2 separate regions of the Homo sapiens genome follow, and region 2 is linked to region 1. A link is a contact called in ENCODE Hi-C or POLR2A ChIA-PET data. All regions are on one chromosome and are shown on one strand. The core of a region is the stretch at or near the end of the contact, and the rest is flanking DNA. Distances in the headings are between cores, read along the strand shown.

Region 1 (3,138 bases), core at 639-3,138:
CAGTGGCTCACACCTGTAATCCCAGCACTTTTGGAGGCTGAGGCAGGCAGATCACGAGGTCAGGAGATCAAGACCATCCTGGCTAACAAGGTGAAACCCCATCTCTACTAAAAATACAAAAAAAATTAGCCAGGCATGGTGGCGGATGCCTGTAGTCCCAGCTACTCAGGAGGCTGAGGTAGGAGAATGGCGTGAACCCGGGAGGTGGAGCTTGCAGTGAGCAGAGATCGTGCCACTGCATTCCAGCCTGGGCAACAGAGCGAGACTCTGTCTAAAAAAAAAAAAAGAAAGAAAAAAGAAAAGAAGAAGAATCCAAGGCAGAGGGTACTGAGGGCTAGAATTCCACTCCAAGTATGTATAGCTGCAAAGCCAACTTCTTCCCTCATTGCTGGCCAGATGCCTGCAGGCCTCCTGCCAGCCCAGACCTGTAGAATTCTGGCAAGTCCTACCCCCTCCCTTCATGTCTACCACCCTGTCCAGGTCAACCTCACTCACCTCATCACAGATCTCCTGAAGGACACTGGAAAAGAGTTCATGTACCACCAGCTGCCCAGCGAGGTCCTGGTGCTGGGGGCTGCCACCAGGGCACAGGGCCTGTGAGAGGTCAGGCTCAGCCCCTGCTCCCCACCTCTTCCCCCTGCCCCATCTCAGGACCAGCAAGCCTATACCTGCTGGCCTTGAGGGTCTGATGTGGCACAGTGTAAGAGAGTTAGTGATCCTGAGTCTGGTGTCCTTTCCCTGACAGACAACCAGAGGTCCAGCTTCAAAGGAGATACACAGGGGGCAGGGGTGGAGTAGGGCATCTTCTTCCTGTGCCCAATCTTTCCTCCCGTGTTTTCTAGTTTCTCACAGGACTGGGGCAGGGGTCAGTGGGGAGGCAGGTGGACTGCCCTGAGCAAACTTCCAGAGAAATACCAGGCCAATTTTCCCTTTAAGGAATGAGGAAACCAAAGCTGGGAGGATTGGGAGGGTGGAGAGCTGCAGCTCCCTTGAGCTGTCTGGGTCTTTGTGCCCAGCCTGGAATCTCACCTGAGGCTCAGGGTGCCCACCAGGTACGTCCACCAGCCCAGGGGCCTCAGCCACCTGCCGGGAGCGGCGCAGGAAGACAAGGAAGTCATCGGCTGTGGCTAGTGCAGCGCCCACCCCCAGTGGGTCCGCCAGATAGGCCTGCGTGTCACCCCAGTCGGTGGCACCCTGCTGTCGCAGCCAGGCAGCTGAGCTGGACCAGTTGGTGCCCAGGAAGTCTCGGTAGGAAGTAAGGCCCAGGCGCAGGAGCAGCTGTGGCCCCCGAGAGCCAATAGGCGCCAGGGTGGCTGAGTGCAGGCGGAACTTGGGGGCGTCGAAGAGCCAGGGTTGGGCCTTTAGCCGGGTCTCCCAGATGGCAGTGATGGCCTCGTCCCCACCTGGCAGTGGGCGACGGTCATGGGCGGGGCTCAGCTCGGCCTGTATCTGCTCCTGGGGCAGGCCCCCGCCAGGGCACTGCAGCAGCAAGGTCACCTCAGGATCCATGGTCTGAACGGGGCAGCTCTGGGGGAGGATACGGCCAGGCCTGTCATCCAGGGGGGCCACTACCACTCCTGGGCTGCGCAGCTAGCCCCCTCTGTCGCAGACCTCCTGAGGGTATCCGCAGCGCTTCTCCACCCCCCTGACCACTCCTTGGGCAGTAAAACGTGCCATCTTCCCCGCAGGAGCCCCGAGTCCCGCAGGGTATCCAGGACGCCCGGGCATCCCTACCATCCAGAGGTCTTGGGTTCAGGCGCCCCAAATGCCCATGTCCCCCAAACCCAGGGGTCTGCCTCCGACCCGGGGCGCGCGGGGACCCCTTTCCAGGGCCCGGAAGCTCCAGCCTCCAGCGGGCGCTCACCAGCCGCCGGGTCCCTCAGGCTCCGCCCCTTCCCCGAAGCGGAAGTGCCCGCCCCCTTTCCACGCGGCTTTTCATTGGCGGGTCCGCCGCGGTCGAGGATCCTGGAGGTTTGTCCCCGCCGCCCCGACGCTTCCGCCCGGTCCGTCGGCACGTCGGCCCTGCCTCCCGGACCACCCTGCGGGGCGCACCAGCGATCTGGGGTGCGGGGCTCGGCCTCCCTGCGCTCCTGGCTGACCGTGTGACCTTGGGCAAGTCTGGCCTGCTGGGCCTTAGTTTCCCTCTCTGCAGCAGGGACTTGGGGGTGGTGAACTTAATGAGCCGTATACTCCCACCCAGCGCTCACTTCCTGAGGCTTTGTGACTTTCTGGGAGGGATGGGGACGTGGAAGGGGCCTTAAAGCAGTCCCCCCTCGTCACTGCCCCCCACAGGTCTTAACCATGAACTTCTCTGGAGGAGGGAGGCAGGAAGCAGCAGGGTCCAGGGGTAGAAGGGCTCCCAGACCCCGAGAACAGGTGCGCGCCTCCTCCCCACCCCCTCCCACCAGTCCAGGCTCCCTGGGAGTTGCTGGGGGGCGGAGCTGAAGGGTCCTACTATTCCTGGAGACCACTGGCACTCCTTTCTCTCTGGGCTCTCTCTGCAGTGGGTCATTGAGGGTTCAGGATGGGCAGTAGGGCAGGGTCACCATGGAGACTAGGGGCCACCGCTGGGTTCTTTCAGGACCGAGACGTGCAGCTGTCCAAGGCTCTGTCCTATGCCCTGCGCCATGGGGCCTTGAAGCTGGGGCTTCCCATGGGAGCTGGTAAGTAGGGGCCTTGGAGGCTGGGGCTTGAGCCCAGAGAGAAACGTGAGCCTGTCTGCGACTCCTCCCTGATGGCTGCCTCCACCGCTCCCTGAGGAAGGCACAGAGTGCACTTCCTCCCCATGCACAGAGGAGAGCAAGGCCTAGAGCCCCTGTCATGTCCACAGCAGACTGAGGAGAGTTCTTGTCTGGGCCAGGCCTGGTGACCGCCCCCTCCAGCCAAGCAGCCAGATCAGCACTTACCCCGAGGGCGAGCCCTGGAGGATACGGTGCAGCTGGTGGTGTGAGTGTGCACTCCGGGCCAGCGCTATGCTGGGCACTCACCTCCCTGCCCCTCCGTGAGGCAGATCCTCTTTTTATGTAAGTTGAAAAAACTGCGGCCCAGAAAGGGGAGACTTTCTAAAGGTCCCACAGAGGATGCCCAAGCGATCTCCAAGCCCAGACTTTGTTTCGGTTGCCTGTGGCTCCCTGTTAA
Region 2 (3,138 bases), core at 299-2,798, 1.4 Mb before region 1:
CCCGACCCAGCTCCTGCTCCACTGGGGGCCCCGGGGCTCCCCAATGGCCTCCTTTCAGGAGATGAAGACTTCTCCTCCATTGCGGACATGGACTTCTCAGCCCTGCTGAGTCAGATCAGCTCCTAAGGGGGTGACGCCTGCCCTCCCCAGAGCACTGGGTTGCAGGGGATTGAAGCCCTCCAAAAGCACTTACGGATTCTGGTGGGGTGTGTTCCAACTGCCCCCAACTTTGTGGATGTCTTCCTTGGAGGGGGGAGCCATATTTTATTCTTTTATTGTCAGTATCTGTATCTCTCTCTCTTTTTGGAGGTGCTTAAGCAGAAGCATTAACTTCTCTGGAAAGGGGGGAGCTGGGGAAACTCAAACTTTTCCCCTGTCCTGATGGTCAGCTCCCTTCTCTGTAGGGAACTCTGGGGTCCCCCATCCCCATCCTCCAGCTTCTGGTACTCTCCTAGAGACAGAAGCAGGCTGGAGGTAAGGCCTTTGAGCCCACAAAGCCTTATCAAGTGTCTTCCATCATGGATTCATTACAGCTTAATCAAAATAACGCCCCAGATACCAGCCCCTGTATGGCACTGGCATTGTCCCTGTGCCTAACACCAGCGTTTGAGGGGCTGGCCTTCCTGCCCTACAGAGGTCTCTGCCGGCTCTTTCCTTGCTCAACCATGGCTGAAGGAAACCAGTGCAACAGCACTGGCTCTCTCCAGGATCCAGAAGGGGTTTGGTCTGGGACTTCCTTGCTCTCCCTCTTCTCAAGTGCCTTAATAGTAGGGTAAGTTGTTAAGAGTGGGGGAGAGCAGGCTGGCAGCTCTCCAGTCAGGAGGCATAGTTTTTACTGAACAATCAAAGCACTTGGACTCTTGCTCTTTCTACTCTGAACTAATAAATCTGTTGCCAAGCTGGCTAGAGATCCGCTTTTTTTCAGCAAACACTGAGCACACATTTTGCTAGTCACATCAGGCCAGACATTGGTGGTAGAGAGCTGGGTGAATGCGTGCACTGTCCTCTGAGAGCTTGCAGTCTGAGAATGCCCTTGGAAACCCCGAGTTACCGTCCAGTGGATGAAAACGGGCAGCTAAGGCAAGAGTCCTAGCACACTGAGAGCCTAGTAGAGCCCGCTGGCTGTGGGGATGGAGCAGTTTCAGGAGTCTTCCAAGAGGCCCCATTAGCTCCAGGTCTTAGATCAGCTGAGAGTGGATGTCAAAGAGGGACTAGCCAGCGTCAGAGGTAAGAGAAACGATGTTCGAAAGATGTGATGGGGCCAAATTCCTTGGGTGGCCCAGGGAGTGTGTGCTTCTCTTGGGGAATGTGTGGTGCCAGGTAAAGATCTACCCGGCCCACCGATGCTTTGATACTCTGTTCTGGGAGGAACGGTGAAATCTTCAATCCACAGCCTCAGGAAGCCAAAACAAAGGCCCAGCCGCAGCCCACAAGGGCTACAGCTGGACGTACTTCCGCTTTGCCCCAGCGCAAGCGCAGCAGCAAAAAGCGCTGGCCGGCGTGGGCCCCCTTCTCGACTGCGCAGGCGCACAAGGAGCCCGCAGCAACCGGAGGCCGGGTCCAGCGTCTGGGGAAAATCCCCGCCGAGGCCGATGGCGTCTTCGTTTGGGCTTCGCACCGTCGCGGGAGGACAATAGCAGGGGAAAAGGAGTTATCGTCAGCGGGACGCGTCCCAAAATTCAGCGAGTCTCCTAGGAACAGAAAAGGCCCTGGGTGCAGGCTCCGACGGGCGGCGCCGGCGAGACGGCAGGCCAATTCCGTCGAGGAAGTGGCGTTTTCCACGGGGCTCCGGCTCCGGGGGGGCGGCCAGGGGCGGGGCTTGGAGCGAGGGCGGGCCTCGGCGGAACTCCCACGCGAGGGGCGGAGCCCGGGCTCGCGGTGGCCAGGTCAGGACCCGGGCGAAGCTGCCGGGGAGCGCCTGGGAGGCGGGGTCGGGGAGGAAGCGGGCGGGGTGAGAAGGCTCCTAACGCTGAGGAAGCCGACGGCTGAGCTGCGCAGGGACCCCGACCGGAGGTCCGCGACCCGAGGCCCAGAGGGAAACCAGGGAGCCAAGGCCCTGCAGCCCAGGCTGCGCCTCCCTCCTCTTGGCTTTCTCGGTCCCGCGACCTCCCGTGACCCACGAAGACCTCTCCTGGTTCTTCTCTCATTCGTGAATGACCCCATCATGCTCATGGCTCAGCAGCTCCAAGTCCTCGTATCCAACCCAGATCTCTCTCCCCTGCGCACCAGCCCCTGGACATCTCCACTCTGACGTCCTCGGGCCTCTCAAACTCATCCTGTTCCAAATGACCTCAGCCATCCCCAGCCTGCCTCTCCTTTTCCCTGTCAGCCCTGGCCCTGCCACCTTCCAAGGGCTCCAGCCGGAAACCTGGCCACTACCGTAGATGCCGCCTCTTCCCTTAGTAACTTGCGTCCAGTCCTTCCACGAGGTCCTGGAAAATCTGCCCACTTCTCCCCACTGTCACTGCTATCACTGAGTTTAAGTCACCACTAGACCTCCCACTGGACTGCGGCTACAGCCGCCTCCCTGCAGCCAAAGAGCTCTGACATCCAGATCTCACCCCATCAATCTCCCTTCAAACATCAACCACAAGACCAGATCCGAGTTTTCTGCAGACACACCCTCAGTGACCACAGCCTTCCACACTAGTCCACAACCAGGAAAAAGTGGCAGTCTTGGGAACTGCTAACCCAGGATCCCTAGTGCACCTTCACAACCCTTTCTGATCTGGCTTCTTTGACGCTGGGTTCCTGGGTGTGCCTTGGCTCTAGTCCAGCAGGCCTCAGCCAGACTGGTCCTACCAGGATACCTCTGACGTCTCTGCCTGGTGAACTCCTACCCAGCCTTCAAAACTCAGCCCTCATATTACCTCCTCCATGAAGCCTTCCTGATCCTCAGATGCTCTGTTTCTCCGAGCCTAGCTCATCCTGCCAGCACCTAAGTTAACAGACCCAGGGCCTAGGTCTCACCATGGAGCTTCAGCCAGCCTAGGGAAGGGACTGGAATAGGCATGAGATGCTGGGCAAGTCTGCCCTATCTGGGCCTCAGGTCCAGAAACCAAAGGATTTAGACAAAGTCCCAAGTTTGGACTTGATGATGCCACTTCGGGGAAAGGCCTGGCCTCGCGAGGAACAGAG

Evidence for each region. A loop is a pair of places that touch in the nucleus more often than their neighbours do. ChIA-PET counts read pairs that join two places held with the same protein, here RNA polymerase II (POLR2A). Pooled maps may share reads with other maps.
Region 2: a map with no recorded cell type shows a loop between it and region 1 (16-fold over the local background). The contact joins the enhancer-like site here to the promoter of NUDT22 in region 1. A Hi-C loop is called at or near these places in 1 of 37 single-sample maps with no recorded cell type and 1 of 50 pooled maps. POLR2A ChIA-PET finds 5 or more read pairs at or near these places in 1 of 52 experiments (naive thymus-derived CD4-positive, alpha-beta T cell).

What each region holds. Positions count from the first base shown.
Region 1 is chr11:64,225,024-64,228,161 of GRCh38, reverse strand. NUDT22 (nudix hydrolase 22) reads right to left here and starts at 1,888. Exons shown (of 6, transcript NM_032344.4): 1 at 1,735-1,888; 2 at 1,030-1,527; 3 at 496-594. The coding sequence starts at 1,509. TRPT1 (tRNA phosphotransferase 1) reads left to right here and starts at 1,976. Exons shown (of 8, transcript NM_001033678.4): 1 at 1,976-2,112; 2 at 2,293-2,376; 3 at 2,582-2,663. The coding sequence starts at 2,302. RefSeq lists enhancers at 710-1,227, 1,228-1,747, 2,348-3,070 and a silencer at 1,773-2,182.
Region 2 is chr11:65,651,366-65,654,503 of GRCh38, reverse strand. RELA (RELA proto-oncogene, NF-kB subunit) reads left to right here. Exons shown (of 11, transcript NM_021975.4): 11 at 1-903. The coding sequence ends at 126. Among named protein-coding and RNA genes, the nearest start is that of MIR4489, 3.7 kb to the right of the region's middle. RefSeq lists enhancers at 1-423, 1,164-1,213, 1,224-1,703 and a silencer at 1,764-2,003. Within about 2 kb of position 1,548, at least 40 of the 41 ENCODE cell types and tissues checked have a DNase peak (open chromatin) inside an H3K27ac peak, as active enhancers do.